Regions from separate parts of the Homo sapiens genome. Here regions 2 and 3 are each linked to region 1. The links are chromatin contacts, found by Hi-C or POLR2A ChIA-PET in ENCODE. All regions are on one chromosome and are shown on one strand. The core of a region is the stretch at or near the end of the contact, and the rest is flanking DNA. Distances in the headings are between cores, read along the strand shown. Region 1 has its middle 25 kb from the start of RAPGEF2. Region 2 overlaps RAPGEF2 (Rap guanine nucleotide exchange factor 2). Region 3 overlaps RAPGEF2 (Rap guanine nucleotide exchange factor 2).

The links. A loop is a pair of places that touch in the nucleus more often than their neighbours do. ChIA-PET counts read pairs that join two places held with the same protein, here RNA polymerase II (POLR2A). Pooled maps may share reads with other maps.
Region 2: a loop to region 1 is called in a map with no recorded cell type, with 6 times the contacts of the local background. The contact joins two enhancer-like sites. A Hi-C loop is called at or near these places in 4 of 37 single-sample maps with no recorded cell type and 11 of 50 pooled maps. POLR2A ChIA-PET finds 5 or more read pairs at or near these places in 1 of 52 experiments (activated naive CD4-positive, alpha-beta T cell).
Region 3: a loop to region 1 is called in a map with no recorded cell type, with 7 times the contacts of the local background. The contact joins two enhancer-like sites. A Hi-C loop is called at or near these places in 1 of 168 maps with a recorded cell type or tissue (PC-9), 12 of 37 single-sample maps with no recorded cell type and 14 of 50 pooled maps. POLR2A ChIA-PET finds 5 or more read pairs at or near these places in 5 of 52 experiments (GM10248, GM12878, H1 and 2 more).

What each region holds. Positions count from the first base shown.
Region 1 is chr4:159,075,624-159,080,567 of GRCh38, reverse strand. It overlaps a transcript of SPMIP2 not described here. Among named protein-coding and RNA genes, the nearest start is that of RAPGEF2, 25 kb to the left of the region's middle. RefSeq lists an enhancer at 2,668-2,817. Within about 2 kb of position 2,272, at least 5 of the 41 ENCODE cell types and tissues checked have a DNase peak (open chromatin) inside an H3K27ac peak, as active enhancers do.
Region 2 is chr4:159,200,199-159,205,142 of GRCh38, reverse strand. All of the region lies in intron 3 of RAPGEF2 (Rap guanine nucleotide exchange factor 2), which reads right to left. Among named protein-coding and RNA genes, the nearest start is that of MIR3688-1, 74 kb to the right of the region's middle. Within about 2 kb of position 1,987, at least 3 of the 41 ENCODE cell types and tissues checked have a DNase peak (open chromatin) inside an H3K27ac peak, as active enhancers do.
Region 3 is chr4:159,172,394-159,177,337 of GRCh38, reverse strand. The region is part of intron 1 of RAPGEF2 (Rap guanine nucleotide exchange factor 2); the gene reads right to left. Among named protein-coding and RNA genes, the nearest start is that of MIR3688-1, 46 kb to the right of the region's middle. RefSeq lists an enhancer at 1,220-1,952. Within about 2 kb of position 1,942, at least 14 of the 41 ENCODE cell types and tissues checked have a DNase peak (open chromatin) inside an H3K27ac peak, as active enhancers do.

The DNA of each region.
Region 1 (4,944 bases), core at 1,023-3,522:
TCACAATAAGTTACTGCCCATTTATGAATTAGCTCAAGAATCAATTAAGGGGCTCAATGAGGGGCTCATGCCTGTAATGTCAGCACTTTGAGACCCGAGGCAGGAGGACTGCTTGAGCTCAGGAGTTCAAGACCAGCCTGGGCAGCATAGGGAGACCCCTGTCTCTACAAAAAAAATTTTTTAATTAGCCTGGTGTGGTAACCTGTGCCCATAGTCCTGGTTACTTGGGAGGTGGAGGTGGGAGGATCACGTGAACCCAGGAGTTCGAGGTGGCAGTGAGCCGTGATTGTGCCATTGCATTCCAGCATGAGCAATGGAGTGAGACCATCTTAAAATAAATAAATAAATAAATAAATAAATAAAGTCTTTGTTGTGCATGTATCAGAACGCATATATCTTTTCTAGATTGTAAGCTTCTAGAGGCGAGAGAAAAAGTCTGTACAGTCACTTTGTACATCAAGACATGCCAAAAGACAACTGGGATTCTCACTATTATTCCCATTTCCCATTATTATTATTTGACACTTTTTATTATTATTTGATTATTTGATAATAATGGGAGATGATGGAATAAAGCAAAAGATCATTTTGAGACTGTAGGTGGGATTTAAATGCTAGAGAAGTGCTTCATAGGTAACATAAATAATACAATTAAAATTAAAATGCTTTACTATTTTTACTTTTTTTTCAGCTTGAGAATGCATTAGTGTTTTTTAAAAACACTCTCCTCAAACCCATTTTTCCTATTACTAAAAATCTAATTAAAAGCAGGAAAGAACAATCAAAACCAAAAGGTGATTAAAAGTAAAAAGTAATATCCTGTGACAATTTTCATGTGCCAAATATAGAACTCACATAGAACACCAAATTAAAGCAGAAACCAAATGAAATTCAGGATTCCAAATTTTTGTGCTTTAAATATATGGTTGATCTCTGGCTTGGTAAAACCAAACAATTTGCCATGAAAACAGCCAATACAAAAACCCCAAGTCTTCTTGACTAGAAGACTTCTTGAACAGAAATCAGTATATTTGTCTTAGCCTGCTCAGGCTGCTATAACAAAATACCTGGAACTGGGTAGCTTATAAAAAACAGAAATTTATTTCTCGCAGTTCTGGAAGCTAGAAAGCCTGAGAACAGGGTGTGCACCAGCAGATTCGGTGTCTGGTGAGGATCAGTTTCCTGATTTCTTAGAAGGCAGCTTCTTGCTGTGTCCTCACATGGTGGAAGGGGCAAGGAAGCTCTCTGGAGTCTCTTTTTTTGGCCACTAATTCCATTCATGTGGGTGGAGCCCTCATGACCTAATTGCCTCCCTAAAGGCCACACCTCTAAAAAACATCACTTTGGAGGTTAGGATGTCAACACATGAATTTTGGGAGGGACACAAACACACCATGACAGTGTTTTAAAGTTTCCAGTTATTATTATTATTATTTATTTATTTATTTTTGAGATGGGATCTCACTCTGTCACCCAGGTTGGAGTGCTATGGCATGATCTCAGCTCACTGCGACCTCCACCTCCCAGGTTCAAGTGATTCTCCTGTCTCAGCTTCCTGAGTAGCTGGGATTACAGGCTTGCACCACCACACCCAGCTAATTTCTGTATTTTTAGTAGAGATGGGGTTTCACTGTGTTGGCCAAGCTGGTCTCAAACTCCTGACCTCAAGTGATTCACCCGCCTCAGCCTCCCAAAGTGCTGGGATTACAGGCATGAGCCACCATGCCTGGCCTCCAGTTGGTTTTTACATGACAAATTAGTTTGTCCACTGGATCATATTGATCTAGGAAACTAGGTAATGTTCAAGTTGTGTAGGACCACCTCTATCTCCAATGTCAAGTGAGAAATTTGTCTTTTTACTTCCTGCTTTTCCTTACAATCCACCCACACAATCCCATGTCTTTCCTTACAATCCACCCATGCAGTCATCAAGCTTTCTTCACCTTCTAACCCTCAGCCATTCTCCATTAAATACCCAGGCTTTGGAAGGTTCTCTCAAATTTATTCAGCCTAAGATAAAAAGTGCTGACCAACTTAGTGAAGTGCTTATATGAAAAATATTGGCATTTGAGTAGAGGAAGTCTTGAAGCCCTCAGTGTTTCTCCACTGGGGCACTATTTGCCCTTAGGACAGAGCCATTTCCATGCCAGTAGGAACTCCGCACTCTCATCTTTTCGAAATTCAGAAACTTGGTGTAGAACTAGTGCTATCAAGTTCTAGTCTGGATTCCTGCCAATTGCTTGGGGATTTATTTATTTATTTAAGGGATATTTATTGGAGATGTACTACAAAGCCAGGCACTGTTCTGGATCTCAGAGCAAGCTTTGGTGCTCATGACTGCACAGGAATCATGACGTAAAATACATAATACACTGAAAACTTTCTTTAACAAACATTATTTGTATGCTGTTCTTTCCGATTTTCCCCCTTTACTTTCCATTTAATTTTTGAAGCAAAATCAAAAAAATAAAATCAAAGTTTAGATTTAACTTTCAAATATCTGTCTCCCCAGTCCTCTGCTTTTTTTCACATTTAAAAATATGATTTTTAGAGGTAGCTTGCCTTTTTTTCTATGTTATTTATATATAAACTTGAGACTCTTGATTACATCCCCTCTTTGGTAATTGGAAAAGAAAATGAAAGTGCCACCTGTTTGCTACCGTAATAGCATTGGTTTACATATCTCAGTTTCAGTACTTTATTTGACAGGATATTACTTTGTTCCATTAAATTGAAAGCTTCTGTTTTCATTTTGTTTCCAGTATATTAGTCATCATCACTCTGTTACCTAAGAGTTTCTTTCTAGGTAATTAAAGATCTCTTTGTATCATGCTTTAACACTGAGTTCGAAATGAATTAACCAATGGGACTTTGGTCTCCTGAGTTTGGTAACATCTGCTTTAAGGAAAGAAATTTTTCAATAAATTTTAAAAGTGTAAAAGAAAAATTTGATTATACATTTCTAATACAGCTGGGTTTATAAAGCATGCCATCTTATTAAATAATGAGAGTAATTTATAAGAAAGTATTACTAACCTCAAACGTTGGGTTAGAAACCAAAGAAGCTAACCTTCCCTCCCAAGAAAAACCCTCCTAAGAAAAACACATTAAAAGAAAATCTGGGCCAGGTGTGATGGCTCACACTTGTAATCCCAGCACTTTGGGAGGCCGAGGCGGCAGATCACCTGAGGTCAGGAGTTTGAGACCAGCCTGACCAACATGGAGAAACCCCATCTCTACTAATAATGCAAAAATTAGCCAGGCGTGGTGGCAGGCACCTGTAATCCCAGCTACTTGGGAGGCTGAGGCACGAGAATCACTTGAACCTGGGAGGCGGAGATTGTGGTTGTGGTGAGCCGAGACCGCACCATTGTACTCCAGCCTGCGCAACAAGAGCGAAACTCTGTCTCAAAAAAAAAGAAAATCTGTTTAGGCCAGGCGCAGTGGCTCGCGCCTGTAATCCTAGCACTTTGGGAGGCCAAGGTGGGCAGATCACCTGAGGTCAGGAGTTCGAAACCATCCTGGCCAACATGGCAAAATCCTGTCTCTGCTAAAAATACAAAAATTACCCAGGCATGGTGGCAGGTGCCTGTAATCCCAGATATTCGGGAGGCTGAGGCAGGAGAATCGGTCTAACCTAGGAGGTGGAGGCTGCAGTGAGCCGAGACGGCACCATTACACTCCAGCCTGGGCAAGAGCGAGACTCCATCTCAAAAAAAAAAAAAATCTGTTTAGTGCCAGGAATGGTGATGCATGTCTGTAATCCCAGCGACTCTGGAGGCTGAGGTGGGAGAATCCTTTGAGCCCAGGAGTTTGAGGCTGCAGTGAGCTATGATTGTATTACTATACTCCAACCTGGGCAACAGAGCAAGACTCTATCTCTAAAGAAAAAAAGAAAGAAAAGAAGGAAAAAATTGTTTAAGTATGTTTTAAAGTATTTATTACTGTTTATTACCATTAAAAAATGGACATCAGGACTTTACCCCTACTTTTCCTATATTTTAAATTGTGAACATGTATTCAAACTGTAAATGAAAATAACATGCTTTTATTAGGCATTTAAAATAAAATGCTTTTCATAATATGCTGGGTTTTTTCATGATATGCTGGTTGTCCCATTACTATTCTAGTAACAAGACATTACATAGATAGATATTTCAACTAATAGAAATCAAAACAGCAGTTACAAAAATAGAAGTAACCATGAAATTAATTATAGCTTGCTGTATGCTGTATAATAATAACAGAGTAAACTTATCACCCAGAATTAAAACTATAGGTCAAAAGAGCAATCTTTTGGGAGTTGGTAATCTTTAGCCATCAGTGAAAGTGTTAGAATGACACAGACCAAGGTTTGAGGATAAGTTTTAATGCTTATTGGAAGTGTGATCTTGTTTTAATAACCCTCTGAGCTGCAAGTTCTTCACCTGTAAAATCGGGACAATAGTGTCTGACTCACAGTTGTTGGGAGAATTAACATGTGTGAAGCACATAGTACACAGTACCCTATAAATGTCAGCATCATCCTCATCATCACCACCGTCCCCATCATTAGAGAAACTAAAAGCCAACTATTGGTTTAAAGGCCTAGTTAGTGGCAAAATCTTCTTGATTACATGGAAAAAAAATTAGTGCCACCAGCCAGGGTTTTTTTTCTGCTGTAAATGGTGAAGCAAAAGTTTTAGCATTATCCAACGCTCATGGATGTTCATCACTGTAAACTGTGAGCCCTCATTACAAAATACTGAAGAGCTTTCAGAATTTAAAAAAAAAAAAAAGATGAGTCAAATTATGTTCTGCTTGATGCTTGATAGTCATGGCATCACTATTTTAATTGGATCTAAAAATGTGAATGTTGGTGATTTATGCATAGTGGAAGTCCCTGAGTATTGGTCTATGACACATCCTGTCACCAGATATGATTGCTTTGTCCTACACGCTGTT
Region 2 (4,944 bases), core at 738-3,237, 120 kb before region 1:
TGGTCTCAATATGAACTCCCAAGAGGAACAAATGGCAGGAAAAAAAGTACAACTCTATTAATATCCATGCAACTAGGTACATACATTGTATTAATCAGTGCTATTTTAATTTTTCCTCAAATAATTTTTTTTTAAAATTATGAGCAAAGGAGCCCCTTCAAGTGTTGCTGAAATGCCAAAGCTTAATCCTGAAAGAACCCTGACTGAGGATTTCCAAATAACCTGACACTACCAGTACTGGGCAAAAAACAGAAATCTGAAGACTAAAGAGGTTCGTATAGGAAAGCAGTACTTGCGAGTCTCTCTAATCAGGGGAATTCACGCTTACAGAAGACCAAATCCTTCTTAGAATCTCAGAATTTGACCACAGGATCTTGAGCTAGGAACCACAATGGACAACTGATTTCATTTCAATACATCTCATCCCACAATGGACAAAACGGAAGTCACAAAAGCCCTGGTTTATAACGAGAAACTCTAAAAGGCTCCTGTTTCTGTTTTTCATCAACAGGAAGGAAATTAACGAGGCCAAACAAAACCAAATACAGACCATTATAAAATGATCAGTTCACCTTCCAATGTAAACAGATAGAAAGCCTCTGGGGCAATCAGAACTGTATGATCCCCGCTGAGCATTATCCCAAGTCTAAACAAAGAATAATGGGCATGAGGGAAATACTTGATCTGACCCCCTCACCTCTCCCACCTTCCTTCCTACTACCCCTCAACATAACCTGCTGCTCCTGACAGGCTGCTTTCCTTCTGTTCATTCCAACTCTGCCATGCTGTTCAAGATGTTTACCTCTCTCCATCTACCCTCTACATCCCACTGTACCTTAAGAGATGGCTCAAAAACTACTACTTTAAGAAAATCTTCTCACTCACTGTTTTCCAAACTCTAAAATACTTAGCCCATCTAATTTCATTGTTTTATGTTTTTCTGTAATGATTTCTTATTCCTGAGCATCTTCTTCCAACTACAATGAACTTCCTTTCAAGGCAGGAACTGCGCATCATGCCTAGTAGAAGCTGGGAAACATTTCAGTGATCATTTGCTCAGGTAAATCGGATCAGATGACATCCTTCTGATGAACCCCATGGTCCTTCACAGGAGAAGGTCCAAACCCCCTGGCAGAGCCCATGAAGGAAGCAGGAAATGCTGTGCAAAGAGCGCAGGTTCTGGAGCACAGATTCCTTCTTCCACGCTAGCCACGTGATCGTGGTAAAGTCAAATTCTGAGATTCTAGTTCCTCAACTGCAAAATGGAAGACATTGATGCCTTCTTCACAGAGCTCCTTTTATTTAATGAAACAATATATATGCAGTACCTTGCATGATGGTAACAAAAAATACTAGTTCTCTTCATCTTCCTCATCTCCTTTCCTCTCTTACGATCGTCTCTGAAAGGACCAACCTACAGCTTTGCTTTCTGCTCCCAACCCCAACATTCCTTATGCTGCAAACTTCATCCTGTTCGGCCAGGCCACACATTTTTTTTTCCACCTATGCCACAAAGGTTTTGAACAAACCTGCAGTCTAGCTTCTAAATAGTATATTTTCTCTTGTAAATTTATTACTCATCCTTCTAGTTCCAGGTTAACTATCACCTCCTCTGAGAAGTGTTTTGGTATATTCCAAGGAAAGTGAGTCGCTTTCTTCCAGCTTCCCAGTGCCCTGTGTACATGCTCACGTGACGCAGGTGCCAGAACGTCATAATTATTCACATTGGGAGTTTCTCCTCAATAGTTTTTAAACTCCTCTAACTCTTAAGTACCCCCAATATATACACTACATAATGCTTGATTGGCACTCAAATATTTTCTTAATAAGTAAATTAATGAACTGAATAGACAGGAACCCAGGTAAGGTATTAAAGTGCTTGAAAGTCAAAGATGTGAACTTCAGTTTACCAGTAAATGGAAAAATGGAGCCAGGATCTAAGAGCCTCCTCGGCAATATCCTAGAGATCCACAAGGTGGCACTCTCTCCATGGGAAAGAGCTGTGTGTGCCGCTCCACATTCTCATTTAAGGAGGTGGCCAGTAAATGCAAGCGATCAAGTTGAAGTTGACAAGGGAACTGAAAGAACAAAAAACTACTAAGTCCAAAGAAAACTGATTAAATCAGCAAAGACAATTATTAGAGGGCAAGAAAATAACTGTGAAAATGCTACTTCATTCAGCTGTTAATACAATGTGAAAACTTAAGTGAGGCCCAGTCAGCCAAAAAGGTTGCTCATGGAGGCCAGGCACAGTGGCTCACGCCTGTAATCCCAGCACTTTAGGAGGCAGAGGCAGGTGGATCACCTGAGGTCAGGAGTTTGAGATCTACCTGGCCAACATGGTGAAACCCCGTCTCTACTAAAAATACAAAAATTAGCCAGGCATGGTGGTGGGTGCCTATAGTCCCAACTATTCGGGAGGCTGAGGCAAGAGAATCGCTTGAACCCAGGAGGCGGAGGTTGCAGTGGGCCAAGATCATGCCACTGCACTCCAGCCTGGGCAACAAGAGCAAAACTCCGCCAAAAAAACGAAGAAAGAAAGAAAAGCCAAGGGGGACTGACAAGGAGAGAAAAGAGAGTTGAAAGAAAACAGAGCGGCAGGCGTTGCGGAAGTGGCTGTGGGTAAAGGATGCTGATCCTAGAAGACCATCAGCTCAAAACAAGACTCCCAACAGCCACAAACATGGCCATCTAAGTTTTGGGGGGTTTTCGGGAGTGGAGAAGCAATAAACAGAAACAGAAAGAATGGTGCCCATGCAAAATCTAAGCAAACTGGAACTAGAAGTTAGTGCTTTCCCAGATGATCCTGACAAAATATGAAACAAGGAGGGTGTATGGGGTACAAGAAGAGACTCCTCCCACTCTAGCAGAGCAAGTGCAATATGGCCAAGCCTGAAGCGGCCCAGGGGAGTGAGGAAGCTCCTCTAAATGCTTCACATGGACAGCATTAACAAGGTCATTAAAACAGAGAAGCAAAAAGATGGCGATTGCTTTGTGAGAAAGAATAGGCAAAATGTCCAGAAACAGTGGCTGAGCCGAGCACACGACACAGCTATCTGAGACAGGTTCGGCACAACTGAGAACCACATATAGCATCAAATACCAATTTTGGTGCTATTTTAGAAAGGTCACTTTATACTATCCAGGATGTAATACCGCACAGTATCACATTCAAAAGACAAAGCTGTTGGCATCTGGAGAAAAGGAGACAGGAATCATCATCGAGGGCTATTGATCACATGCCTATAAAACAAGAAAGTGAAATAAAATGAAGACTAACAAAGGTTCCAATAACTACATGGGGACCACAAGGAACTCCAGAGGGCCAGCCACCCATGACCAAAAAATAGAAAAACACCTTTATTTTCCTGTATCTGCGGTCTCACCAACACCCTCCAACCAAAAGATAAAGGGACAACTTCCGAAGCTTCTCCCTCTTCACAGCCTATCATCACATTCTGCGGGTTCCCCTCCCAAGTCTCTATCGAAACCCTTTGCTACAGTTCAGGGTCCCATTTTTGCTCACCTACACTGCTGTTATTACAGACTTCTGGCCAGCTTAGACTTGTGCTCTCAAATATACGATTATGCCAAAAAACCACAGTGAAAATTACTTATTTACAACAAATTATCCTCTATCCTTTTATAGGCGTCCCGCAGACAGTTGAGATCAGAGGTTTTCAATGTCAAGAGCCCTTGGGATTTCAAGGCGTCCAAACCTCTTTCAACCATAATAGCTACTATTGTTGGGCTGAACAGGATTTTCTATGAACAAAGTGTTCCACGGCTTCAAAAAAATAAGTTCTAACAATGGCCACCTTCCAATAGACAGATGGCTTTCCAGATACACAATAATTTTAATCTTTTTCACAAATACATTACATCATTTCTGTTACTGGATTTATTACAGTTTAAAAATTTGTATATTTTTACTCCTCTGATGGAGCGCTGAGCTATAAGCTGATAGACAAAGTTTTCATTATTTATTTTTGTATAGTCAAATGGCACAAAGCAAGCTCACTAGATAAGTTAATGCAACACAGCACAGTAAGCAACCCCAACAATGATATCAAGCCAAAAGAAATATAAAGTGCATGTACTAAAACATGAAGTATACGCCAAATTTTAGAAGGAGGACTAACAAGAGTTAAGGGCTTTGGTATTTACAATTTCCACTGTTGGAATACTGATATTTTATTATAAAATGATATTATTCATAATACTGAGTTATATGTAAATATATCAATTATATATAAATTCCCACAATAAGAAAACAAATGACATTTTTAAAGTAGAGGGTAATTTTTATTCTATTTCTTAAAAGTTCTAAATTGTAAGGAAATTACTTCATTTATAATTAAAAACTCTGAAGAAAGAAAACACCATTTTAAGATTTTCAAAAAAAATCCTTATTTTCCAAACAATAGCAATTCATTTACAAGGAATTGCAACCAACAAAACAGGAAAAGTCAGTAAGATCAATAAGAACTCTGAAAGCTGATGAAAATATTGAAGACATTTCATCTTTATACTGAAAATACAGGGGACACAGCAGACATCCTTTTTTTTTAACTAGCAAACAATGTAAACTACTAAAGAACCAGTAAAGCCAGATATTCTATAGGCTCATTAATGTTATCATTTTTTTCATTATTTATTATTTTTATTATTGTTTTTGAGACAAAGTCTCACTGTCACCCAGGCCAGAGTGCGGTGGTGCACTCTTGGCTCACTGCAACCTCCGCCTCCCAGGCTCAAGTGACCTTCCCACCTCAGCCTCCTGAGCAGTGCTGGGACCACAGAGGTGCGCCACCACACTGGCTAATTTTTGTATTTTTTTAGAGATAGGGTCGTGCCATTTTGTCCAGGCTGGTCTCGAACTCCTGGGCTCAAGCGATCCACCCACCTCAGCCTCCCAAGGTGCTGGGATTACAGGCATGAGCC
Region 3 (4,944 bases), core at 693-3,192, 97 kb before region 1:
AAAGCACAAGTAATCCTAAGAATATAAAATTTAAAATATTCCTGAGACACTATATATATCAGAATTTTTACAAATTAATGTATCCTTTTATGATGTGTCTGTATGCCAAAAAAAAAAAAAAAAGTTGAATGAATTCTTATAATACTTATAAGGGTCCCTAAATTGTCTGTTTTATAAATCCAGATTTTTATATTAGGTTTAAAGAGAAGTGTACCTGACATATATTTTATCACATCTGTTATAAATATACTTTCCAAATGACATTGGTAAGAAATCTCATATCCTTAAGATTGAGAAAGAGGAGAATGGGGAAATTTTCCAATTTGAAAACAGCCACTTAATTTTTCCTCCAAGAAAGATTGGCTAGGAACATATTTAAGACTGGCAGAGCTGGACAACAAACTGTAAGTATTTTCCTCTCTAATGTAAGTTTACCTTCCATAGCTCAAGACTGTTTTACAACACTTAAAATGAAGTCGTTAAAAAAAATTCTGCATGCATTCCATTAACATTTGGACCTACAGACTTTCTACCTTTAAAACATTCCTTATAATATTTACACTTCACTCTTAACATTGTTTAAAATTACAAGAGGTTTCCCACAAGTTTCAGGTCACATTGGAGTTACTGAAACTGACTTTGAAGACCTAATTTAATTTAGCACCGTTCTTGGATATTTTTTCATCTGTGGATGGTATTAGAAAACAAATTAAAATTTTGTATATATTTTCTTCCAAAATATATCCACACAACTGAAGTATTATTTGAAAAAAACCTGTTATATTGAAGTAATTCAATATAACACATCAGTAGCATATTGTCAGGTTAAACCTTTTTAACATTTTTTTGCAGTATTTCCCAAAATATGCCCCACAGTACCTTGTCCTATACAACATTGTATAGCATATATTTCTGCCAGGTTCACAAACTACATTAAAGTTCATGCAGGAGAGGGACTAATAACTTTACCCACGAATTTCCCAAACAAGGCTAATGCTGTCTTTGAGGTGGGGGCGGAGGGTGCCTGTTACCTCCAGAGCACGTATCTGCTAACACTGTGTCAAGCACACCATGTTCAAACCACCTCGTTCCAAGGCTCCCCACACTGGAATGAAACCCAAACACCAACAACCTCTTGTACCCTTTCCACATGATGACCAGCAGTCTTTGGGTACAGCCTAACACAAAGTCCCTCCAAACACTCTTCCATCCTCCTCTGCTCCAAGACCCCATTTAACACTGGCAGTGAACACTTCCTTTCTGAGCCTCTAAAGTTCTTACCACCTTGACCATTCACATTAGGGCCTTCACATGTGCTCTATGTGGGCACTTTAATAGGTTTGTATTTTATGTCCTCGATCAGAGAAGCACCTTGAACAAAGACACTCGTCTTCTCTTACATCTCTTTCTCAGCTCTGCATCTAGCAACGAACGGTGGATGTGCTGGGTGCAAAGAAAGAAAAGGGCAACATTCCTGCAGGGGTGGTGGTATGCATGATCTTAAGCACTCCCTGAGAACAGGGAGAGAAAGAAATGCAGGAAATGTGTTTTCAATCTGTGTGTTACGGCTTCAGAAAACTCACACCTATACAGGCTGAAATAATTCTGTAAATAACCACAAGGTGGCAGACTGGACCAACCGTCCTTCCTAGAACCCAAAAGCAGTCGCCGGTCTCGCAAGTGAGTCAACACAGAGATGGGGGTTTAAAGCATTCCTGAAGATCATCTTAAAGAATATGATGATTCCTTTCTCTTTATGTCCCTGACGAAAAGGGGCAGGAAGTCGGGAACAAGTCCATCAGCACTCCTATTAAAACTGTTTAACTTCTATCATCCTTAGCAGGGAAATGTTTATTTTAAAACAGCCTCCCCAGATCTTTGTAAAGCACCAGAGCAAATAAAACAAAAATGTCATATCACCAGCCTGCTGAGGTGCTTTGTGCATCCGAGTGACTCATACCCCAGAGTTACATCATCACATACTTTTGAACAATGTAAGAAAAAAAATCCATAGCAGAGTGTATGGTTTTCAAAAAAAAAATTATTATTTTAGAGTTACAATAATTACTTTAACCCTAAATCATATGAAGGCAAAATACTGTTTCTGAACTTACTAATTTACACCCAAAAGAAAAACAATCTCCTAGGATTGTGATTTCATTCAAATTCACATCAAAGCCCAGGAAAACCTGATAATGACATTACTGGTCATTGCTGATAAGGCCCTCGTATATTTCTTCAGCCTCGGATTCCTAAACATTATAAGACACATGTATGGCTTAAACTTTATTAAGACATATGTATGGCTGAGTGCAGCCATATATGTAATCCCCACAAATGGCTTGAGTCCAAGTTTGAAACCAACATGGGAAACACAGTGAGACCCATCTCTATAGAGAAAAAAGAAAACAAAATTAGCCAGGTGTGGTGACGAGCACCTGTGGTCCCAGTTACTGGAGAAGCTGAGGTAGGAGAATCACTTGAGCCCGGGAAGTTAAGGCTACAGTGTGCTGTCACTGTGCCAATGCACTCCATTCTGGGCAACAGAGCAAGACCCTATCTCAAAAAAAAAAAAAAGAAAGAAAGAAAAGACATGTATGAAGAATGCTAGAAGTAAATTATAAAGACTCAAGTCATTCCCTGTTTGTCTAAAACTTCTTCAGGTTTCTTTTCCAGAGGAAAAAAATAAACAAATCAATCAAAAAACTTCCTCAAGTGTTTTCCACTGAAAAAGGCATGCTTTTTTAGACTGAGTTTTTGAACAATTCCTAAACTTGAGACAAAGGTGATTAGTAATTACCTCATTAATTAGCCATAAAAATTACAAAACAGACTTGTAAATTACAACAAAACACTCTTTTATCCCATTCGTCTTCTAATTCAAGTTGGTGTCAGGGAGCCCCAGAGCAGTCAAGTGTCAAGGGACAAGAGCTGAAGAAGGTACCAAGTACTTCATAAATTTTAAGGGACAGATGAAGTATCATCTATAATCTGCATTCTCAAAGAGTTTATCTCTCATTGAAGAAAACACAAGGGTTAAATGATATAGTCACAACAGAAGTCACAGGCAGTTTTTATGATTACCAACTGGGTGTTATGTTTAGCAACCTAAAATGCATACTATGCACCATGTTAATTGTCACGTCCCTGGGAAAAATGATCCCGTAAGCAAGTTTCACTTGTTAAGTTACGATTTTTCATTAGAAGAAGCAACAATTTAGTTTTCACCAAAAACTCATTTTGTTAACAAATAAGAAAAGAGAAAGTGTCCAAAATCAGTTCGCAATTCCTGTTTTCAAGAGTCAGTATAAATATTTCCCCTTCAGAACAATGTATTACACCACCAAGCCTACAGCTTCCCAGAATTGCCATCTCTTAGGCAGCAAAAATACATTTAACAAAAGATATCTTCATTTTAAAAGTATCTTATTTTAATAGACTCTCAGACTGCAATATTTGTAGTCAAATTTTAATTTACATGTGTAGATTAACATACTATATTTGCACTGGTTTTTTCCATCAAAAGTTAGCAGGCTGTGAATGATTACATTTAACATTTAAGTAAAACAACCAAAAACAGAAATCAGCTGCGTATACACACAGAGAACAGAGGCACAGACATACACTCTCTCTCTAATAAAATGATTCCTGAACTATCTTCAATTTCAATTAAAAAATAACATCAACCAAACACCTTCCCCACAAATTCTCCTCTATCAGTAGAGTTAAAACCTTCAGCTTGGTGTTCAATTCATTTCCCAAATACAGTCTGGCTCCAGTTAAACCTCCTAGAAACCTTGTTGAGCTGGGGGTGGACAGACAGGGGCTGCTATACATCATTCCACTGAACTCCTATCTCCGCAACAAAGGGCCATAGAGTCTGCACAAATCACCCTCAGGAAACCTCAAGTTTCTAATACCAACCTAATTCCAGAGGCACTATCAACAGCACTCATTTTGAACATTCACTGTACAAATCTCAATAGTCCTACCACGGTAGAGTTTAGATAGTCTTAATAAAAGCAAAGCGGAATAGGTCACTGAGGACACCAGTTCTTTATTGCCTCTTAGCAAAAAAGAAGTACTCTTTGAATGGAAGGTTTTAAATATAGAAAATTTCATTGTAGCCATTTTTCTAGGACAAAAGACAAAAATAATTTGACATCTGTTTTTCCCATCTTGAATGTTTTACCAAGGAGTCAACCACCAATAGTACTACTTATTCTCAAATTTTCTATTTCTCAAGAGGACAGGAGAAGCAAATGAGAATATTCGACATATGTAATTAAAGCCTTCCACTATTGGTCAGAAAATGAGCTAAAATGCTAAAGAAATTTTAGGTCTGTTCAAAATTGATCTCTTTTAGACCTATCCATGAAAGGTGAAGGAGCAGAGAAGAGGAATAGTTTATCCAATCAGATAAACTATTTAGGGAAAGGGTGCAGAGGAGGGCAGTTACAGAAAATGCTGGGTATTACTGAATTTCAAAGAAGAATCAGAGACTTAAAAATATGTAAAAATATGTATTTTCTAATCAAGTGCTCCACTAGAAGGGACAGCAAGTTATAGTTTCTGAAGTATCTCACCTTTCAATACATGTTTTGAATTCTCCTTTGAAGCTAAGAATCTCACTTTACTTATCCTACTGATAACTGTTCTACCTCCCCCACTTACAGAGGAAGTAGCATGCGTGCATTACAACTTAAAATTGTACATGTGTACATTTGATTTATATGACAGACTCCATCACATTCATAAATAAGTAGACCTTTACCTTCACAACATTGATACTCTGACATCCCACCCCCAACATTTAAAGCCCTCAGATCATCATTACCAAGATTCTCCAGAAATCAGAAGGAAGCAAAGAGCCCTTGGGGTGGTAAGAGTGAATATCCTATGAAGTCAATTACTGCAGAGCAGCCATCACAATCAGAAAGGAAC